Linked DNA regions of Homo sapiens: region 1 is linked to region 2. A link is an interaction called in ENCODE POLR2A ChIA-PET data of the cell type or tissue named here. Cell type or tissue: PC-3. All regions are shown on one strand. Each heading gives the region's core, and the rest is flanking DNA. Links, peaks and the distances in the headings are about the cores only. Region 1 overlaps CANT1 (calcium activated nucleotidase 1). Region 2 overlaps TIMP2 (TIMP metallopeptidase inhibitor 2).

Region 1 (5,366 bases), core at 17-5,016, 120 kb after region 2:
GTGAGCTGCATCAGGGATTTGGGCTCATCGGAGCCTCCTCGGGGCTGATCCAGAGGAACCCAAGGAAAGGGAACAAACCCCCATTGGATGTGGGGAGGCATCGGCGGGGAGGCTGCCTTGAGGCTGCAAGGAAGAGGAGACAGCGTCTGGGGCCCCAGGCACAGACTCAGTCACTTCCTCCTGAACCTCAGGCACCTAAGGCCTACTCCATCCTGACTAGGGGGAGGCCAAAGTGCTGCTGGCCCTATGTTGGTGTGGAACACCACGGCCCAGCGCCAGGGGTAGGGACAGGGCCTGACCCACCAGTGCAGACAACCGGGCCACAGGCTGGGATGCTAGGAGGCCAGCTGCCAGGGCGAGTGGGGCAGGAAAGAGAAAACAGCTCATTTGCCGCCAGAATCCACTGGCCTGAGGGAAGCCACCATCAGAGGCAACCAAAATCACTAAAATCAAGCAAGAAACGGCCTTGGAGGCTGGGTGTGGTGGCTCGCGCCCGTAATGCCAGCACTTTGGGAGGCCGAGGCAGGTGGATCACCAGATCACCCGAAGTCAGGAGTTCGAGACCATCCTGGGCAACATGGTGAAACCCTGTCTCCACTAAAAATACAATTAGCTGGGCGTGGTGGTGCACACCTGTAGTCCCAGCTACTGGGGAGGCTGAGGCAGAAAAATCGTTTGAACCCAGGAGGTGGAGGTTGCAGTGAGCTGAGATCGTGCCACTGCACTCTAACCGGGGTGACAGAGCAAGACTATGTCTAAAATAAAAAACGGTTTTGGAGGCAAATGCAGGAGGAAGCAGGTTCCCAGCGACTGGGCTGTGGAAGCCACACTGTGGGCTGGGGCAGGCGTCTCTTACCTGGCGGCTGGATGCCGGCAGCAGCCCGCAGGGCGTTGTAGTTGGACACCCAGTTCTCGTGGTCCACGCTGCCCTTGTAGCCCACCACCTTCACCCACTCCGGGTTCTCGTTCACCACATCACCCGTAGTGGTCGTCCACTCCTTGCCCAGGCCGCCCACGTACAGACGCTCGTCCTTCACTGCCAGCCATTCGGCCTTGAAGCCTGGCCAAGCAGAGTGTCCTTAGGCCCCGCACCCAGCTCCCGCCGCACCCCTGCACCTGGCTCCCACCCGGCCCCGCACCTGTCCTTAGACCCCGCACCTGACTCCCGCCCGGCTCCACACCTGCCTCCCCTCCGGCCCGCACCTGGCTCCCGCCCAGGGCCGGCCGGCTGCCCTCCCCTCAGCTCCTGAAGGTTCAGTGACCACTCTCAAGTCTCCTCTGATCCCCAACTCCCCGCTCCTCAAGCTGTAACCCCAACCTTAGGATTATCCTTAAAGGCTAGAAAAGCTGAAAAGTGACAGCACTCTGAAGGGGCACGTGTGTCCCAGGGGAGTGCGGGTGCTGCCCTCGGCCACACCTGAGGTCTCACCGAGCATCACTCTAACTCCAGTGGCCGGAGAGGGGCTTGGTGCTGGGGCTCCCAGTCTTCCTTTCAATGGATTTGTTCAGAAGCTGTTTTTGCTTTTTTTAAACTGATTTATTTAAAATAAGCCTAACTTTGAAGGCTGCCACAGTTCAGGCTGTGTGGGAGCCTGTGTTCTACCGTGTATTCTTATCATCCCTACACCCTGGTGTTCTAACTTCTGTTTGCTTTCCCCAAATTTTGCCAGCTTCTTGCCCCTGAGAGCTGGAGCTGTGCCCTCTGAACTGCCCGAGACTGTAGTAGCTTCTCTGCAGGGCCCTGGAGGGACCTGCGGTCTCCTGGTCTGCTTGTGCGATGAGACATTCTCCATGCCAGGGTCTTCCATCCCTCCCGGATGACCTGAGTACAGCCCAACCCCAGAGCTCCCTGTACCCCGCTTTCCTCCCTATCCAAGGGAAGGACAGAACTACACTAGGGTTGCCTAAAACCCTGACAAGTGCGAGGCAGGAAGTAGGCGACCAACGCCTCAGTTGATACCTCAGGTGAGGTCCGTCCCCTGCCCAGCCCTGGGCAAACACTGAAGATTTTATCACCGGGTGTGGGGAGGGCCTGGCCGGCCATGAACTGTGTGGGCCGTTGTTTAGTGCAGTTCCTCCTTGACCTCAGAAAGCCTGCGGTGGCATTTAGCTTTCTAGAAGGTGGGGATCCACCGCCAGCTCAGACAAACGGAGCTCAGAGGAGCTGGCAGCTCCTCTGCCAGCGTCCTTGGCACCTCCCCAGCTCCTCTCTGGAGGAAGACACTGGCCACCGTGCCTCCCCAAAGCCTGTCCCTGCCCTGTGGAAGCAGCACCTCCTTTCTGGTGAACAAAAAGGCTGGCATCAGGCTCCACTCCAGGGGGGTTGGCACAGCTCACACATGCCCTCCCCCTGCTGGGGTTCAGGGAGAGGAGGGCTGGGCAGCAGTTTACCCTTCAGTAACATGAAACCAAAGTCTGGGTTTTGAGTGAGAACCATCTGTCCCCATGGCTTTCAGGGCAAGGCTCCTGGTAGGCACATCCTAGCGTGGTCTTGAGAACCTTTGAAGGTGTAAAAAGGGCGTGTTCCCAGAGGCTCCGAGAGCAGCAGCGGATACAGCCGAAAACATCTTGGAGAGATTCCCCACGTCTCCCACAGGCCTCTAGCGATAAGCTCTTCCTCCTAGAAACTGCTCAGTGTGAAGTGACAGTAGGCTATGCTCCTGGCTAAGGGTAAGGGGGCCGCAGGTCAGAGCAAGAGGGAGACGTGCTCCCTCACCACATCCCTGGCTTCTAGGTGTGTGAATTCTTTACCATGTGCCTGTGTTTGCCAGCCAGGCCCTGAGCTCCCACTCCCCACCCACACCTCCATAAAACCTCAGGGTCCAGTTACCTTTCTCCACGGTGCCGTCGCCGTCGGACAGAATCACCCAGGGCACGGCTTTGCTGCCTTCGATCTGGTAGACGACCCCCGTCCGGTCATCCACGGAGTAGAGTTTCCCATTGAAAACAATCAGGTCGGATAGCTCCATGCCTCTCCCCTTCTCCGCCAGGTGGGACTCCAGGACCCCATGGTCTTTGTCCCATTCCACGGCCACCTTGTCCCCACTGTCTGACAGGGTCAGGTAGCCCTTTTTCAGGTAACTGAACCAGGTGTTTTCCTCTTGGGCCCTTGACTCTGTGTCCAGGTCTGCGATAACTGCGATTCGATACCGAATCCCAGCCGGTGTCCTTTGTGGGGGAGACAGGGGGTAGGTGTCATTGTACCAGTTGGCGGGCGCCTGGCCGAGCCTCCAGTTGTGTGCATTGTGGGTGGGGGGCCTGCCGGGGGCCGGGCGGTGGGAGCAGAGCAGCCAGAGGATGGCAGCACCCACAAAGAACGTCAGGATCACCTTCCAGCGGGGGCGGAAGCGGGGGTCCGCGGCCTTGGTCATGGACGCCAGCACAGGAAGGCCCCCCACACTGATCCGGAGGGAGTGCATAGACTCATTCCATTCCGGGTGCTCAGACAGCTGCACGGGCATCAGCGTGACAGACAGGCGGGACCTGCACAGCCAGGGAGGGAGGAGAGGAGTCAGCGCCTCCGCAAGCCCAGTCACATCTTAGTTCCGGAAGCTGCAGGCGCTGGAGGCTGACTTTTCCAGAAGAAACAGTATTTCACTACTCTGTGGCCATTCTTACTCCCTTGGCTTAATGAATTCCCGACTCTAGATTCCCGACTCTAGCAGTATCTTTGCTTACTTTCATTCGGCAAGACGTGAAGTCTTTCCACAGCAAAATTACTCCATCTCCCCTGTCCCAGCTGGCAACGTGGGAAGCTGAGTGAGGAAGGAAGTTCCATGCAGGCTGGTGCTCTGTGGTCCCTCTAAAGAGAGAAGCGCAGGAGAGTCAGGTGGGAGGGGAAGGCTGACGGGGTGAAGTGGGATAGGATCATAGACAGGGTACAGGTCTGTATTTTACTCAAATGCCACCTCATCCAGGAAGCCCTCCCTGACTGCCCTGCTGCAGACATCACCCTCCGTCCCTGGGTCCTTGGCCCTTGTCCCCACCTGACGTTAGAGTATTGTATACAGTTATCGGTTTGTTTGTTTCTGTCTCCACCTCTGTATCCTGGCTCCTAGAACAGTGCCTGGCCTGGAGCAGACAGATGTGCAGTAAAGGAGTCTCCACTTCCTCTGGGTTAGGCTCCTGCAGCATTGGAATACCAAACACATCCAAACCAAATAAAAACACTCCTTCTTTTTCGTATCTGTTGTTGTTTTTGGCAGTGTCTGTCCCCTGGCGCCTTTCTATTAATGCAAATGACTGCAGGGACCAGAGTCTGCGCTGCCCTGACTGCCTGGAGGCCAGCGTGTCTGTGCCTTGGCGCCAAAGAACTGCTCGGCTCACTGCGGGGCCTGGCTCGGCCGCAGGCCTCTCCCAGCTCACCCTCCACCCCAGGCGTGGCTCTGTGGCAGAGCCCCAGGGTCAGGGTGCTGGTGGCGGCCAGGAACTGCAGCCCTTCACTGCTGTCGCCAAGCCCACTTCCCGGGCATACAGCATGATGGCTCAGTGCAGCCATGGGGCACCAGGCCCACGTCTGCGCCGCCTTGGTGAGAGCTGCCTGTCTCTGGACAGCCGCCAAGTGCCACAGTGGGGCGTGGGGAGACAGCTCCCGGTGCTTCGATCGAGAACACTGGCCCTGGGCAGAGGTTCCATATCTCTGCCCTCCAACTATAGCTCAGTGAATCCCGGCCTGAGAAGCTTCCCTGGCTGGGTCCTCCTTGAGAAAACAACAAAGCAGCAAACATGTGCCTTTATGGGCAGACGCTGTCCTCCCTGCCAGGGCGCCTGGGAAGGGCTTGGGGACTCCAGTGGCTCCGTGCAATTCTGGGCCCCAAATATGTGGACCACGAGGCCCTGGTGCACGGCAGCCAGCAACAGACACCCCCACCAGAGACACCCCCTTCTCCACGCCGCAGCCTGCTGGGCTGAGAAGATACAAAAACAGGGTGACAATTCCACATGGAACTTTCGGACAGTCCTAGGTTTTAGCCCCAGGGTGAGGTTCAAGGAGTGAACAAGGCACATACGTGGAACCTGCTGCTCAGAGTGATCCTCCTAACAGCACAGGGGGGCTGCCAGCAGTTCCTCCAGGCCCGCAGGGAAGACTCCATGCTCCCTTTAAGGGGCAGGCCTCTCAGGACCCCCTGAGGTGGTCACAGGGCTGATCACCGGGGCCTTCCCGGCAGCAGGGCTGGGGTTCCCCGTGCTGGACATCCTCCTCTGACTGCATCCAGGCCCTGCCCCTTTTCTAGTCCCAAGGCCTCAAAACCCCAGCCAGGCCCAAGAAGTCTCCACTGAGCTCGAATTACTCTATCTTACCTGCTATGCCAATCCCGCCTACATTTCTTTTTTTGTTTTTCTGAGATAGGGCCTCGCTCTGTTGC
Region 2 (5,366 bases), core at 69-5,068:
TGAGCACAAGACTCATCTGTGCCGGGCGAAGTGGCTCACACCAGTAATCCCAGCACTTTGGGAGGCCGAGGCAGGCAGATCACGAGGTCAGAAGATCGACACCATCCTGGCTAACATGGTGAAACCCTGTCTCTACTAAAAATACAGAAATTTAGCTGGGCGTGGTGGCGGGCGCCTGTAGTCCCAGCTACTCGGGAGGCTGAGGCAGGAGAATGGCGTGAACCCAGGAGGCGGAGCTTGCAGTGAGCCATGATCGTGCCACTGCGCTCCAGCCTGGGAGACAGCAAGACTCCATCTCAAAAAAAAAAAAAAAGACTGTCATCTGGAGCATGACATCCTCAGACAACACCTCTGTTCCCTCACCCCCCACCCCAAAGAGGTCATTTCTGAATCTATGGGGAGGGGCTTTTGTACCTCCACGTGACTCTGGACCACCATGAAGGACCATGACTTTTGCATATTTCCAGGAATTTTTTATTTTTTTGAGATAGGGTCTCACTCTGTTGCTCAGGCTGGGGCTGCAACCTCAACTTCCCAGGCTCAAGTGATCCTCCCACCTCAGCCTCCCGAGTAGCTGGGACTATAGGCGCATGCCACCATGCTTGGCTTTTTTTTTTTTTTAATTAGCAGAGACGAGGTCTCGCTCTATTACCCAGGCTGGTCTCAAACTCCTGAGCTCAAGCAATCCTCCTGCCTCGGCCTCCCAAAGTTCTGGGATTACAGGCATAAGTCACTCCACCCAACCTATATTTCCAGGAATTTTGGTCAAATATTGTCTACTTGATGGCAATGAGAGCAGAGAGGCACCTCAGGAATTAGGACATAACTCCATGGGCCAGAAGAGTTTGCTTTCTCAACATGTGATTTACTCACAGCCTTTCAGGAACGCACCTGCTGCCCAGGTGAAGAATGGCATTTTCTCAGCACTCAGGGAGGCTGTTTTTTTCCCCCCGAAGAGTTTCAATAAGCAAACCCAAATGGAATGGAAGCATGCCTGATGTCATGACAAATGGCTTGAGAGTGACACTCCAGCTTGTACCAGGAAAGGTTATGTTGATGCTGTACTAAATGACATCATTTGCCAAAAGGCTAAAAGCATTTCCTGGGCACTGGCACTGGCCTTTTCACGACCCCTTTATGAGGTCGTAAGAGCAGATCCTCTTTCCTGCTTCGTAAAGAAAGAGACTCAGGCACTGAGAGACTAGGTCATCCCCTTAAACTGACATACATGTGATGATGAAGCATTCCACTGACCTTCTGATAACATTGATTTTCAGCTACTTTTTTTTTTTTCTTTTTTTGAGATGGAGTTTCGCTCTTGTCGCACAGGCTGGAATGCAGTGGTGCAATCTCAGCTCACGGCAACCTCTGCCTCCCAGGTTTAAGTGTTCTCCTGCCTCAGCCTCCCAAGTAGCTGGGATCACAGGCACTCGCCACCACGCCCAGCTAATTTTTGTATTTTTAGTAGATACATGGGGTTTCTCCATGTTGGCCAGGCTGGTCTTGAACTCCTGACTTCAGGTGATCCACTCACCTGGGACTATACTCATGAGACACTGTGCCTGGTTTACTTTTTATTTTTAATGACAAAATTAAATATCGATGACTACAACTACCACCATATCACACGGCTGTCCCTCCACCTGCGACATGAATTTTCGTCTCTCTTACAGACCATGTTAGTTACTGTCAATGACAATAGCATCACCTCTCCTGCCCCAGGCCAGGCCCTGCCCTCCCTGCCCTCCCTGCCACATATTTTTTTTTTTTTTTTTTAATACAAGCTCTCACTCTGTCACCCAGGCTGGAATACAGTGGTGAGATGTCTCACTGCAACCTCTGCCTCCTGGGCTTAAGCGATTCTCCCACCTCAGCCTCCCGAATAGCTGGGACCACAGGTGGGCGCTACCATGCCTGGCTGGTTTTTTGTAGAGATGGATTTTCACCATGTTGCCCAGACTGGTCTTGAACTCCTGAGCTCAAGTGATCCGCCCACCTCGGCCTCCCGAAGTGCTGGGATTACAGGTGTGAGCCGCAACGCCCGGACAGGTTTCTGAAGGAATTGAATTTGTGGGGAGCATGTCATCTCCACACAACTTTTCAGGCATTCGAGGATTAAGGGAAATCGGATCTATTTGCAGCTTGATGACCTCATCCTCTGCTCTAGTCCACAGGTGGCCAGATCGTGTTCCAGGGACCCAGGCTCTCTGCCAACCCCAACACCCCACAGCTGTGCCCACAGTGCAGCCCGGGATGCCGGCAGCCACTATTACCTTTATCTGCTTGATCTCATACTGGATCCTCTTGATAGGGTTGCCATAAATGTCGTTTCCAGAGTCCACTTCCTTCTCACTGACCGCTTTGGCCCTGATCACTGCAAAACACAAGACACAGAGGTGAGGAGAGTTCCTGAAACACGCTCCTGGGGCTAAGGAGAGGGATAAGACGTCCAGGCCTGCGGGAGGTGCTGGGGGGTTACAGACAGCAGCAAGGTGCGAGACGGGCAAGGGGCATGGTGATCCCAGCCCCCGGCATGGCGTCTCCTCCTCCAGGCTGAGAGATGATGCCCAGCCTCCTCCTCCTCCTTCCACGATTCTTCAACAAGAATCCCTTCTTTGTTGACAGGGGCCCAAGCCAGAAGCCCAGAGTCCCTTGTGACCAAGGCAGTTTCTGTAACAGTGGGAGGCAGTCATTGATTTGACTGAAGCTCATCTGTTGATATCATGCTTGAGTGCTTTTGGCTTTTTTTTTCCTTCTCTCCAGTGGGTACTCACTGGTGGCTGGGGCAAGCAGGTACCCCATGGAACTGACCCACAATCCCACACATTCCGCGAAGGATGGGACATTTCCCCACCCTCCAGCCACGGCCTATTGGAAACAAGCTTTTCTGGGCTGAGGGCAGAGGGGGAGTTATCCACCTTAAAGGGGCCTTAAACGTACCCGGCATATTTAGCTTTGGGGGTCTTACATCTGGAAAGGTCTATCCAGCTCTTCTCATCTTTCCTGACCTGGAAAATGTTCTATGAGTAATTTTTGTTGTTGTTGTTATTGAGATGGAGTCTCGCGCTGTTGCCCAGGCTGGAGTGCAGTGGCACCGTTTTGGCTCACTGCAACCTCTATCTCCCAGGTTCAAGTGATTCTCCTGCCTCAGCCTCTCAAGTAGCTGGGATTACAGGCGTCTGTCACCACGCCCGGTTAATTTTTTTTTTTTTTCAGACGGAGTCTCACTCTGTCGTCCAGGCTAGAGTGCAGTGGCATGATCTTGGCTCACTGCAACTTCTGCCTCCTGGGTTCAAGAAATTCTCCTGCCTCAGCTTCTCAAGTAGCTCTGATTATAGGCAGCTGCCACCACACCCAGCTAATTTTTGTATTTTTAGTAGAGAAAGCGTTTCGCCATGTTGGCCAGGCTGGTCTTGAGCTCCTGACCTCAGGTGATCCACCTGCCTCAGCCTCCCAAAGTGCTGGGATTATAGGCATGAGCTACAGTGCCCAACCTTAATTTTTGTATTTTTAGTAGAGACAGGGTTTCATCATGTTGGCCAGGCTGTTCTCGAACTCCTGACTTCAAATGATCCACCTGCTTCGGCCTCCCAAAGTGCTGAGATTACAGGCGTGAGCCACTGCGCCCAGCCTGGGTGATTCTTTACAGTAACACAGAGTCTATCAGGGGCACAACAGGGGCAGGGGCAGGAAGTTTCACCCAAAGGAGACATCGGCAGGCACAGCTGGCAGACCCAAGGGACAGATGCTGAGGAAGGACAAACAGAAGGAAAGAGGATCCCAACTAAGCCCCAACCAAACAGAAAGGAGTTGGGGAAGAGGCTGGGCTGGGGCAATTCCAGAATATTCTGGAGCCTGAGGTTGCTGACAGGCCATGCAACACAGGGCTTTCTCCTAGCAATTAAGCCAGGATTCTGTTCCACTCCTGGTAACCTGAGGACAAGCAGATCAGTAGTTCATGCTGTCACTTGGGCAGGGTTGGGTAGAGCCCTCCCTTTCTTAATTTCAAGGCCATTAGTTGGTGACATGGTCTGTTTTAATGGCTTTAAAAGCTTTGCCCTCCCAAACTCAGCTCTTCAGGGTCACTCTGGGTAAGTGTTATGTTACGGTGGATATGAGCAAAACAGAGAGGTAAGGAGCAGACCACGCCAGGCTCCAGGCAGCCTCCTAGCCCCAGCCCCAGCCCCACCCCACGTGGTCGGCTCAAATCTCTTAGAACCCCTTAGGCAGGGCTGTCTCTTCCCACAGGGGCAAGGAGGCTCAGGCGTGTGGGTGCTCCATCTGTGTCCATCCCCCTGGGCCCCACCAATGCTCTCTGGATCCCAGGCTGGCATCAGAGTCCCACACCACAGCCCCACTGCCTCGCCTGGGCACAAACCCCTTTCTTCTTTCTTCTTCTGTTGGAGCTGAGTCATGACTGGCCAAGGCCACAGGTTCCTGTTTCCCAGGCTAATCCATGCCTCATCCTGAAAAGCCACATCTAGGAAATGTCTCCCGGCAGGCCACTCCAGAACAGACGGCTTTGCCCTGACGGCCCCCTATTTCCAGTGCCCTCCTAACCATCCTCTCATCCACCGCAACCAGCTGTCTTTTTTTATTCACGTTCGTTTCTGCTCAAACATCATCCTTGGCTGCCCCCTGCCCTCCCCTAAAATATGAGCGCCTTTGCAACCTGAAGTCAGCCAGGGGCCTCAGCTGCTGTGCCCAACACCCCCCACCCATGCTCCCACTATTCTACCACTTCATAATACTTGTCTGCCCTGAACACGCCCAGGTGCATCCACACCTCTGAACAGACAAGTTTCTTTCTTTCTTTTTTTTTTAGACAGAGTCTTGCTCTGTCATCCCCACCCCTGCTAGGCTGGAGTGCAGTGGCGCAATCTCAGCCATCTCCCAGGTTCAAATGACTCTCCTGCCTTAGCTTCCCAGGTAGCTGGGATTACAGGTGGGCACCACCATGCCTGGCTAATTACCATATATATTTTTTTGAGACGGAGTTTCACTTTTGTCACCCAGGCTGGAGTGCAATGGCTTGATCTCAGCTCACTGCAACCTCCACCTCCCAGGTTCAAGCAATTCTCCTGCCTCAGCCTCCTGAGTAGCTGGGGTTACAGGTAACTGCCACCTTGCCAGGCTAATTTTTTTTTTTTTTGGTATTTTTAGTAGAGACAGGGTTTTAGCATGTTGGCCAGGCTGGTCTCGAACTCCTGACCTCAAGTGATCCGCCCACTTTGGCCTCCCAAAGTGCTGGGATTACAGGTGTGAGCCACCACACCCAGCCTGAACAGGCAAGTTTCTTCCGCCCCAAATGCCATCTCCCCTCTCTGCCTGGAGAACTTTTCTTCATTCTTCAAGACCCAGCTAAA

Evidence for each region. ChIA-PET counts read pairs that join two places held together with the same protein. Peaks named below come from ENCODE experiments on the same cell type or tissue, not always from the same donor. Only the 100,000 strongest peaks of a DNase experiment are listed, where the experiment ranks them.
Region 1: POLR2A ChIA-PET joins it to region 2 with 7 read pairs; 5 of 35 experiments call an interaction of 5 or more read pairs at or near these places.

What each region holds. Positions count from the first base shown.
Region 1 is chr17:78,994,162-78,999,527 of GRCh38, forward strand. CANT1 (calcium activated nucleotidase 1) reads right to left here. Exons shown (of 5, transcript NM_001159773.2): 2 at 3,679-3,802; 3 at 2,831-3,483; 4 at 857-1,060. The coding sequence starts at 3,461. Among named protein-coding and RNA genes, the nearest start is that of CANT1, 13 kb to the right of the region's middle. In PC-3, for the core only: no CTCF peak of the experiment used is centred there; DNase peaks (open chromatin) are centred at 2,090 and 4,470; H3K4me3 peaks cover 2,033 bases; H3K27ac peaks cover 4,225 bases.
Region 2 is chr17:78,871,546-78,876,911 of GRCh38, forward strand. TIMP2 (TIMP metallopeptidase inhibitor 2) reads right to left here. Exons shown (of 5, transcript NM_003255.5): 2 at 2,274-2,374. Among named protein-coding and RNA genes, the nearest start is that of CEP295NL, 29 kb to the right of the region's middle. RefSeq lists an enhancer at 2,138-2,638. In PC-3, for the core only: a CTCF peak has its summit at 1,874; DNase peaks (open chromatin) are centred at 2,176 and 4,436; H3K27ac peaks cover 2,107 bases.